Regions from separate parts of the Homo sapiens genome. Here region 2 is linked to region 1. A link is an interaction called in ENCODE POLR2A ChIA-PET data of the cell type or tissue named here. Cell type or tissue: Panc1. All regions are shown on one strand. Each heading gives the region's core, and the rest is flanking DNA. Links, peaks and the distances in the headings are about the cores only.

Region 1 (5,376 bases), core at 76-5,075:
ACCTCGATTCTAGAAAGAGCATTCTCTTGTTTTCAATGTGCTAACTCCTTCTTTTCTCAGCAGTTCAGACATAGTTGTGTGGTGGTGAAAGCAGCTCCGAATCCTAATCTTAGTCAACACTGGGTTCCAAAGTTCCTGTAATAAGGATATATTCCTCCTATCTTGATTTCACTCCTAATTATATGAGCATCATATGTTCTAATATTTACATCTCTCCAGCCAATGCAAACTCTCTGGCTATAATTTAATAATCTTTCAGATTATCATCATCATTATTATTATTTTGAGACACTGTCTCGCTCTTTCACCCAGGCTGGAGTGCAGTGGTGCTATCTCAGCTTACTGGAACCTCCGCCTACTGGGTTCAAGAGATTCTCATGCCTCAGCCTACTGAGTAGCTGGGATTACAGGCGTGCACTCTCATGCCTGGCTAATTTTTTTTGTATTTTTAGTAGAGACAACACTTCACCATGTTGGCCAAGCTGGTCTCAAACTCCTGACCTCAAATGATCTGCCTGCCTGGGCCTCCCAAAGTGCTGGGATTACAGGCCTGAGCCATCCAGCAGGGCCTCAGATTATTTTATAGTCTGTGTATCCACCAAGTTAAGATATTTCTCTTTGGAAGTTACAGTGTTTCTTTTGTATCATCTCTCTATAGGGATGTGAATTGAAAAACTCCCAATCTTAATCATTTATAAACATAATTTATCATTGTGAAATAAAAGTTTAGAAGCTAATTGTGAAGACTTTGTGTTTTAGACTGTGTAACAATTAGCCCCCACCCTACTTGTCATCGTCCAGGCAGGACAATGGATGATGGGCACGCTGGACTTAAGTTGGATCAGCCATTTCCCATCACCCCCTTTTTTTTTTTTTGAGACAGGGTCTCACTCTGCTGCCCCGGCTGGAATGTAGTGGCATGATCTCAGCTCACTGCAATCTCTGCCTCCCAGGTTCAAGCGATCCTCCTGTCTCAGCCTCTCTAGTATCTGGGACTATAGGCAAGTGCCACCACACTCAGCTAAATTTTGTATTTTTAATAGAGGCGGGGTTTCACCATGTTGGCCAGGCTGGTCTTAAACTCCTGACCTCAGGTGATCCACCTACCTTGGCCTCCCAAAGTGCTGGGATTACAGGTGTGAGCCACCGCACTTAGCCCATCATCTCATTCTTGACATGTTCCCTAAGCCAGTTGGTGCCATGACTGGACTGGCAAGAGAAGATGGCAGAAGCCTGAAATGAGTGTGGTGGAATCCCTTGCACTCTCACACACTTCTGGAACCTCATTTTGATAGCCTCAGGAGAGGGGCTCCCTGCCTTATACCTTATATCAAAAGATAACTGACAAAGCAAAACTGGTTCTGGCAGTCCCATCTTTTAGCAAGTACAGGCTTTATCACTTCTGTTTAAATAAAAACTTCCCAGAAGCCACTTTTTAAGTTAGCTAAGGAAAACGGTAGTTAATACCAAATAAGAAAGAAGTTCCTAGTAGCTCATGGAGTTACATTTTATTATAAACTTATTAATTACTTCTAAAAACTCTTGGGTAAGAAATTTCTTGTAGAAGACTGCAGCTTTGGTTATTAAAACAAGAATAGGGCTGGGTACGGTGGCTCATACCTGTAATCCCAGCACCTTGGGAGACCAAGGCAGGCAGATCACTAGAGGTCAGGAGTTCAAGATCAGCCTGGCCAACATGGCAAAACCCCGTCTCTCCTAAAAAAATACAAAAATTAGCTGGGGATAGTGGCACATGCCGGTAGTTCCAACTACTCAGGTGGCTGAGGCATGAGAATTGCTTGAACCGGGAGGTGGAGTTTGCAGTGAGCTAAGATCTCATCACTGCACCCCAGTCTGGGTGGCGGAGCAAGACTCCATCTCCAAAAAAAAAAAAAAAAAATGGGGGCAGGACGGGAGGTGGGGGCAAATCCTACCCAAGACAGTTCTGACAAAATGCCATCTCAGAGAGTATATATATGGAAGCACGGGTATCACTTGATATGTGCATCCTCATATTACTGGGCTGTATTTTATACTGTTCCCTATTCCTACCTTTCTAAAAGCCTCTATTCACTTGGTTTCTGTGACTTTTCTTTCTTCTTTTTTTTGAGATGGAGTCTTGCCTGTTGCCCAGGCTGGAGTGCAGTGGCGCAATCTCGGCTCACTGCAACCTCCACCTCCCAGGGTCAAGCGATTCTCCTGCCTCAGCCTCCCGACTAGCTGGGATTACAGGCACCTGCCACCACGCCTGGCTAATTTTTGTATTCTTAGTAGAGACGGGGTTTCACCATGTTGGCCGGGCTGGTCTTGAACTCCTGACCTTGTGTTCTGCCTGCCTTGGCCTCCCAAAGTGCTGGAAAGGCATGAGCCACCATGCCCAGCCTCTGTGACCTTTCACTATGCTGGATTTCCTCCAAGTTCTCTAATTCTTCTTCCTTCATGTTCTTTACTAAGCCACAGCCTTATCTTTTAAGAACTGCCCTTTGGATGTGAGCCTTCTCCAGAGCTCTACATAGTCAACCTAGGCAATTTCATCTACTGTGATGGTTTTACCTATAAATTAAATTATTTCAATTTTCAACTCTACTTCCCCAATCCTAACCCAAGGCCCCTGAGAGTCGTATCAGTACAATTTTATTTCCACTCACCTGGAACATAGACTTAAAACTTCTTGCAACATGCCAGTGTTTTTCATAGCCAGCTATTGCCTATCTTGCTTTTATACTTAAACTCTTCCGAAAAAATTAAATTGTTTGTGGCTTCCGGTTCTCTTTCTTTGGACTTGAATTTGTTATGGCTATACTAGTTACAATACTTTTGTCAGCAAGCGTATTAGTCTGTTCTTACACCACTGTAAAGAAATACCTGAGACTCGGTAATTTGTAAGAAAAGAAGGTTAGGCCGGGTTTGGTGGCTCATGCCTTTAATCCCAGCACTTTGGGAGGCTGAGGCAGGTGGATCGCCTGAGGTCAGGAGTTTGAGACCAGCCTGGCCAACATGGCAAAACCCCATCTCTACTAAAAATACAAACATTGGCCAGGTGTGGTGCCATGCACCTGTAGTCCCAGCTACTCAAGAAGCTGACGCAGGAGAATCGCTTGAATTTGGAGGTAGGGGGTGCAGAGGTTTCAGTGAGCCAATATCATGCCACTGCACTCCAGCCTGGGTGAAAGAGCAAGACTCCATCTCAAAAACAAAAAAGTAAAGAAGGTTAATTGGCTCACAGTTTCACAGGCTGTACAGGAAGCAAGCAGCTTCTGCTTCTCAGAAGGCCTCAGGAAATGCTCAGTCATGGCAGAAGGCAAAGGGGAAACAGACACATCTTATGTGGCCGGAGGAGGAGGAAGGAGGAGGAAGAAAGAGAGGGGAGAGGTGCCACATACTTTTGAACAACCAGATCTCATGCTAGCTCATTCACTCACTTTCATGAGAACAGCACCTTGGGGATGATGTTAACCCATTCATGAGAACTCCACCCCCATGATCCAATCACCTTCCACCAGGCCCCACCTCCAATGGTGGGGATTACAATTCAACATGAGATTTGATGGGGACACAGATCCAAACCATATCATTCTGGCTACTCCAAATCTCATGTCCTTCTCACACTGCAAAATACAATCATCCCTTCTCAACAGTCCCCCAAAGTCTTAACTCATTCCAGCATTAACTCAAAAGTCCAAAGTCCAAAGTCCAAAATCTCATCTGAGACAAGGCAACTCCCTTCTACAAATAAGCCTGTAAAATCAAAACAAGTTAGTTACTTCCAAGATACAACTGGGGGTATAGATATTAGGTAAATACTCCTGTTCCAAAAGGGAGAAATCAGCCCCCAAAAAGAGGCCAGAGGCCCCACACAAGTCTGAAACCCAGCAGGGCAGTCATTAAATATTTTAAAGCTCCAAAATAATCTCTTTTGACTTCATGTCTCACATGAAGTCTCAGGGCACACTGCTGCAAGGGGTGGACTCCGAAGGCCTTGGGCAGCTTGGCCTCTGAAGCTTTGCAGGGTACAGCATCTGTTTTCACAGGCTGGCATCTGTTTTCACGGGCTGGCATTGAGTGCCTGCAGCTTTTCCAAGCACAAGGTACAAGCTGTCCTTGTATTTACCATTCTGGGGTCTGGAGGACAATGGCCCTCTTCTCATAGCTCTACTAGGCAATGCCCCAACGGGGACTCTGTGTGGGGGCTACAACCCCACATTTCCCCTCCACACTGCCTTTGCAGACGTTCTCTATGAAGGCTCCATTCCTGGGGCAGTCTTCTGCCTGGACACACAGGCTTTGCCATACATCCTTTCAAATCTGTGCAGAGGCTTCCAAGCCTCAACTTTTGCATTCTGTGCACTCACAGGCTTAACACCATGTGGAAACCACCAAGGCTTACAGCTTGCAACCTTTGAAGTGGCAGGAACTTTGAGCCATGGCTGGAACTGGAGCTGGAACTGGAATGGCTGAGATGCAAGAAGCAGTGTCCCAAGCCTGCTTACACAGGGTAGGTGATGGGGCCCTGGGGCCTGGCCCATGAAACCATTCTTCCCTCCTAGGCCTTTGGGCCTGTGATTGGAGGGGCTGCCTGGAAGATATCTGAAATACCTTTGAGGCCTTTTCCCATTGTCTTGGCTATCAGCATTTGCCTTCCTTTCAGTTATGCAAATTTCTGCAGCCTGCCTGAATCCTTCCCCTGAAAAAGGGCTTTTCTTTTTTAACACATGGCTAGGCTGCAAATTTTCCAAACTTTTACACTCTGTGTCCCTTTTAAATATAAGTTCCAGTTTCTGGTCATTTCTTTGCTCCTGTAACGGGCATAGGCTGTTAGAAGCAGCCAGTCCATATCTTGAATGCTTTGCTGCTTAGAAATTTCTTCTGTCAGATACCCTAAATCATCACTCTCAAGTTCAAAGCTCCACAGATCTCTAGGGCAGGGGTACAATGCCTCCAACTTCTTTGATAAATGCACAACAAAAGTGACCTTTGCTCCAGTTCCCAATAAGTTCCTCATCTCCGCCTGGCCTTCCCTGTCCATATTACTATCAGCATTTTGGTCACTACCATTCAACAAGTCTCTAGGAAGTTCCAAACTTTCCCTCATCTTTCTGTTGTCCTCTGAGCCCTCCAGACTCTTCCAACCTGTGCCCGTTACCCAGTTCCAAAGTCGCTTTCACATTTTTGGGTCTCTTTACAGCAATGCCCCACTCCTTGGTACTATTTTTCTGTATTAGTCCATTCTCATACTACTATAAAGAAATACTTGAGACTAGGTAATTTACAAAGAAAAGAGGTTTAATGGGCTCACAGTTCCACAGGCCGTACAGGAAGCATAGCAGCATCTGCTTGGCTTCTGGGGAGGCCTCAGGAAACTTTCGATCATGGCAG
Region 2 (5,376 bases), core at 90-5,089, 51 kb after region 1:
TCTAAGAACATTGTGAATATTCAAAAGGCTAACGGGCTATGGGCTCTGCCACTGGGACCCCCTCAAGAGTGCTTAGTACTGATGGGGCTGGTCAGACGCTGTTGTTTGCCTGGAATCCCTGGGGCACCTGAAGGAAAGACAAAGGCCTGTGAGAAGGGGTGGTAAGGAGAGGAAGCAGAGGCAGAGGGGCTTGTAGAACTCAGAGTGTCGGGATATGATAAGAAAGATAACTGAGGGCCACACAGGCCGAGAGAGATGAGTTAAAACAGGTGGGTTCCTGGCAATTTAAGGACAGCTGGTGGGAATGTGGAAGAAGGAGGGTCTGTGAAATCTCTGGGAAGAAGGGTAGGGCAGTAATTCCCAGCTGCTTGGGCCCACAGAAACCAGTTTGGTCCTGCTGTTCAGCTTTTGTAACTGTTCATTAGCATATGAAGGAACTGCCTGCAGAACGCACCCTGGGTCTTTGGAGCTTTGCTGTGTATGCTGGGCCAGGGGTGGGGGCAGGGAGTGAAATGGCTCCAACATCTGCCTGATTTCCTGAATCCAGATCCACCACCAATTCTGGACTCAATAAGAAGGGACTGAATCTCTGTTCCTTTCCCAGCTAAAGCCAAAATTTGTTCTATTTACAATACTTCTCAAGTCCTCAGCTGCTTCTATAATTGGTCTAATACAGAGAGCATAATAATTTTGGAAGGAAAAAATTTTAACAGGTATGGGGAACACAATGAATGGACTAACAACTCTCACTTAATCTTCACTATATCTTATGAAATATAGACAATTCATATCTTCTTGTTAGAAATAACATGATTCAGAAGGGGCTTCAGGAAGCAGATGCCAAACTCTTGACCTTAAGTGGAAGCATTTCTTGCATGTAACGCTAAATGGTTGTGTTATCAGAGCTTCCCTGAATTTTCAGCATACGAAGAAAAATATTAGGTGCTTATTTCTTTGGGGGGAGAATTCAGGCCAATTTTTGACTTTAGAGCCTAATGATGGCAGTCATTCAAGTTTTGGTTCTTGAAAAATTGCAGCCAGGCACTACCTCGTCTGAGAGGTAGAAAGAGGTCGTGGAAGAGTCTGGAGTTGAAAGTGCATACAGTCTCTGTTGTGTTCTGCCAGCTCTAATGCCCAGTCACTTACAACCACATTTCAGCCCAGCTATTCTGAAAGGAAACTCACTTTAGAAATGCAAATGACTCACCAAAGAGTGAGGAATTTTAGTGTCTGACAAGTGAAGTGTGTAGCTTTGAAGACTGGGAGACCTCTGTGTTCTCCCAGGAATACCTCCCAGGGTTGTTGTTGAAGCCAAAGGAGATCAGAACTCTAAATGGGCTTGGTAACGTGGAAGGTACTAAAGGAACTTTTATTTTTATTGCAAAAGTGTTGAGTTTTGAATAGCTCGGGGCCCACTGAACTTAGCCTGTGGAAAAGACAGGTTGTGTAAAGACTCTATTTCATTGGCCAGGATACACAACCTTGGTCTAGAGCTACTCCTATTCTTTTTTTTTTTAATTGTTATTTTTTATTTTTAATAGAGTATAGTGGCATGTTATAGTCCACTGCAGCCTCAAAATCCTGGACTCAAGTGAATCCCCCACCTCAACCTTGAGGTATGCACCACAACACCCAGCTAATGCTTCTATTCTTTTCTTTTCCTTTTTTTTTTTTTTTTTTTTTTTTTTTTTTTTTTTTTTTTTGAGACAGAGCCTTGCTCTATCGCCCAGGCTGAAGTGCAGTGGTGCGATCTCGGCTCACTGCAAGCTCCGCCTCCCGGGTTCACGCCATTCTCCTGCCTCAGCCTCCAGAGTAGCTGGGACTACAGGCGCCCGCCACCACGCCCGGCTAATTTTTTTGTATTTTTAGTAGAGACGGGGTTTCGCCGTGTTAGCCAGGATGATCTCGATCTCCCGACCTCGTGATCCGCCCGCCTCGGCCTCCCAAAGTGCTGGGATTACAGGCTTGAGCCACCGCACCCGGCCTGCTTCTATTCTTAACATCTGATTTTCAGTCTCTACCCCCCATCACTCCCCACCTCTCTGCCCATATTGAGCAGCTCCTTTCTTGGGAGTGGTCCTGTGCTGGATTGAGTTTAGCCAAGGAGACTGCTGCTGCACAGCTCAAAGAAAACCGACCTGCTCACTCCAACAGGAAAGTCCTGGGGGTCAAAGTAAAAGCATCAAAGACTAAGTTAGCGGTGGATGAGCCAAAAGAGGAGGGAGCTATGAAGAGGAGGATGGGAAGAGAAACCAAGATGCAAGATACTACAGAAGTGCGATGCAAATTGCTTATTACTCAGTGCCCAGCAGGCTCCCTAAACAGTCTTCAAAGCTACAGCTGGCTTGTCAGATGCTAAAATCCCTTCTTCCTTGGTGAGTCATATGAGACAAAGTAGCAAATGTTAAGAAGTCATGTTTGCTCATTTCTGCTTGCTTAATTTCTCGAAGCTCCTGACTCTGTGTCTACACACAGCTCTCTGGAAAGATGCTTAGAAGACAAAACAGGACATCTCTTGCCTGAGTCACTATATTCCTTAAAAGATAAATGACCGCAGTGTTTGTCTTTGCCTACACATAAGATAACCTCTGACAAGGTCAGTGATGATGCCTCTGTAATCTATAACCAGTTGTGCTCTTACACCGAAACGTCAATGTGATTCTGCTTGAATGCAACTTCTGAGCAAGTCTCATGTGACTTTGAACATATTGAACCCCCACCGCCTGTATATGGGCCATGGGCTGAGATACTGTGCCCCAGCAGTCTCATAGAACTGCTCCTGGGCTACAGGCCTTGGTCTATAGCCCTCAGTAAGACTTCTGAATAAAACTAACTTTAAATCTTTAAAAGCTTTTGTTGTTTTTTTTTTCCATTGACAGTCATTTCCATCCTCAAAGGGAGTTTTATATCAGAATAACTGAGTTGGACAGAATAACAAAGGCAACTTAGCCACACTGGCTAAGAGCTGGGACTCCTGGGCAAAACTGCTTGGGTTGGAATCTCAACTCCATTGTTTATGAGCTGTGTGACCTTGGGCAAATTTGCCTCTCTGTGCCTCAGTTTTTTTTATCTGTAAATCAGGGTTGATATTAATCATACCTAGTTCTTAGGTTTTTTTTTTTTTTTCTTTATTTTGAGACAGAGTCTTGCTCTGTCACCCAGGCTGGAGTGCAATGGCATAATCTTGGTTAACTGCAACCTCCACCTCCCAGGCTCAAGCGATTCTCCTGCCTCAGCCTCCCAAGTAACTGGGATTACAGGCACATGCCACCGCGCCCAGCTAATTTTTGTATTTTTAGTAGAGATGGGGTTTCACCATGTTGCCCAGGCTGGTCTTGAACTCCTGACCTCAGGTAATCCACCCGCCTCAGCCTCCCAAAGTGCTGGGATTACAGGAGTGAGCCACTGCATCTAGCAGTTCTTAGATTATTATACTAATAACAGGAGTTAATATTTGTAGGGTGCCTAAAACAGGGTCTGGCACACAGTTTCATTAAAGTAGGTTTTTAAAACCTATTATTGTGGCCAGGTGTGGTGGCTCACGCCTGTAATCCCAGCCCTTTGGGAGGCCGAGGTGGGCAGATTAGCTGAGGTCTGGAGTTCGAGACCAGCCTGACCAACATGGAGAAACCCCATCTCTACTAAGAATACAAAATTAGCCGGTCGTGGTGGCACATGCCTGTAGTCCCAGCTACTTGGGAGGCTGAGGCAGGAGGATCGCTTGAACCCGGGAGGCGGAGGTTGCAGTGAGCCAAGATCGGGCCATTGCACTCCAGATTGGGCAATAAGAGTGACAATCCGTCTCAAAAAAAAAAAAAAAGAAACCTTTTACTGTTATTATTTCATTAATGCATCTCCATGACTAGATAAAAGCTCTGAGAGCAGAGGCTCGGTCTGGGTTTGCTTATAATTGCGTATCCAGTGCTTAGCACAGCGTGTGGTAAGTACCCAACTATTTGTCTTATGAACAAATGGACAAAGGGAACCTCCCGAACCATTCCCAGATTCAGACCACAGAAAAGGGTCTGAGCTCCATCCTCACGCCTCCAGGAAGTAAAAAGTCATTCCCACGCATCCAAGAAGTAAAAAGTCACACCTACTAACAGTCGACAATGCTGGAGAAGTAACCCCACCAGCAATGCCGTGACACTGCTCCCATTCTCAGACCCTTGGACTTCTCCTTGTCGTCACCACACAGGATGTGTTCACCACACAGGGGCCCAGCTCTTATTGACTTGGCCGAAGGCTTGGCCTCTGAGTCAGGAGTTTCTGTCCAGTTTCAGGTGTGGGCCAAGTATCGCCTTGTCCTTGGTCTCCCACACTCTTGTGAGAGTGGGCAGAGGGTGTCCCACACTCTTGGGAGAGCTGGTGGGCAGAGGGCCGGCCTCCCCTCTCTGGCCTCCCCAGACACCTGGGAGCTGTCTGCAGAGGCTTGGGGTGAATGTATGTGTAATAAAGAGAGAGCCCTAGCCCAAAGTTTGTTACTATTATAAAGATGTTGGCTTCTCTTCCCAACTGTCAAAGTGAACAGCATCTGCAGGACCCCACTTTGCCCGCTGCAACAGAGGGCTCTAGTTGGAGCCAAAGTAACAACATTCCACGGTTCACTATATCCAAGTTACCTTTGACAAAAAGCCTTCTGCATTGTATGTAGCACCTGGAAGAAATAAATACCAACACTTAGACATTCCATTGATTTTTTTGTTTTGTTTTGTTTTGTTTTGTTTTTTGTTTTTGAGACGGAGTCTCACTCTGCCGCCCAGGCTGGAATGCAGTGGTGCGATCTCGGCTCACTGCAAGCTCCGCCTCCCAGGTTCACACCATTCTCCTGCCTCAGTCTCCCAAGTAGCTGGGACTACAGGCGCCCGCCACCACGCCTGGCTAATTTTTTGTATTTTTAGTAGAGACGGGGTTTCACCATGTTAGCCAGGATGGTCTCGATCTCCTGACTTCGTGATTCACCCACCTCTGCCTCCCAAAGTGCTCAGATTACAGGTGTGAGCCACCACACCCAGCCTGACATTCCATTGATTTTAAGATTTATTCCAGTTTCACCATGTTGACGTTAAAATATGAAAAAGATGCATCTTAAAGTTGATGCAAACAGCAGCATGACAACATACAGACAAAGCAGGAAGGAATGGGAAGCGGTCAGAAGAGAATGTCCACATGTTCCCCCAACAGAGGTGTCCACGATGTACCCTGCCCTCCCTGTTTTGACAATGAGTGAACTGCCAGTGCACCCATCTAAGCCCGCCTCATGCTACATGTGCACCCACTTCCACCCACTCTCAATGACTTCAGGACATCACTCTAGCAAGCCTCACTCCTCTCCTCTGCAGGGTCAATTTCTTCCCCTACTGGTTTTCCATTGTC

Evidence for each region. ChIA-PET counts read pairs that join two places held together with the same protein. Peaks named below come from ENCODE experiments on the same cell type or tissue, not always from the same donor. Only the 100,000 strongest peaks of a DNase experiment are listed, where the experiment ranks them.
Region 2: POLR2A ChIA-PET joins it to region 1 with 12 read pairs; 7 of 35 experiments call an interaction of 5 or more read pairs at or near these places.

What each region holds. Positions count from the first base shown.
Region 1 is chr5:76,854,023-76,859,398 of GRCh38, reverse strand. All of the region lies in intron 1 of S100Z (S100 calcium binding protein Z), which reads right to left. Among named protein-coding and RNA genes, the nearest start is that of S100Z, 6.7 kb to the right of the region's middle. RefSeq lists an enhancer at 3,242-3,391. In Panc1, for the core only: no CTCF peak of the experiment used is centred there; no DNase peak of the experiment used is centred there.
Region 2 is chr5:76,803,313-76,808,688 of GRCh38, reverse strand. No RefSeq gene overlaps it. Among named protein-coding and RNA genes, the nearest start is that of F2RL1, 13 kb to the left of the region's middle. RefSeq lists enhancers at 238-821, 1,986-2,567, 2,568-3,151, 3,755-4,954. In Panc1, for the core only: no CTCF peak of the experiment used is centred there; DNase peaks (open chromatin) are centred at 1,190, 2,488 and 4,172; H3K4me3 peaks cover 1,500 bases; H3K27ac peaks cover 4,461 bases.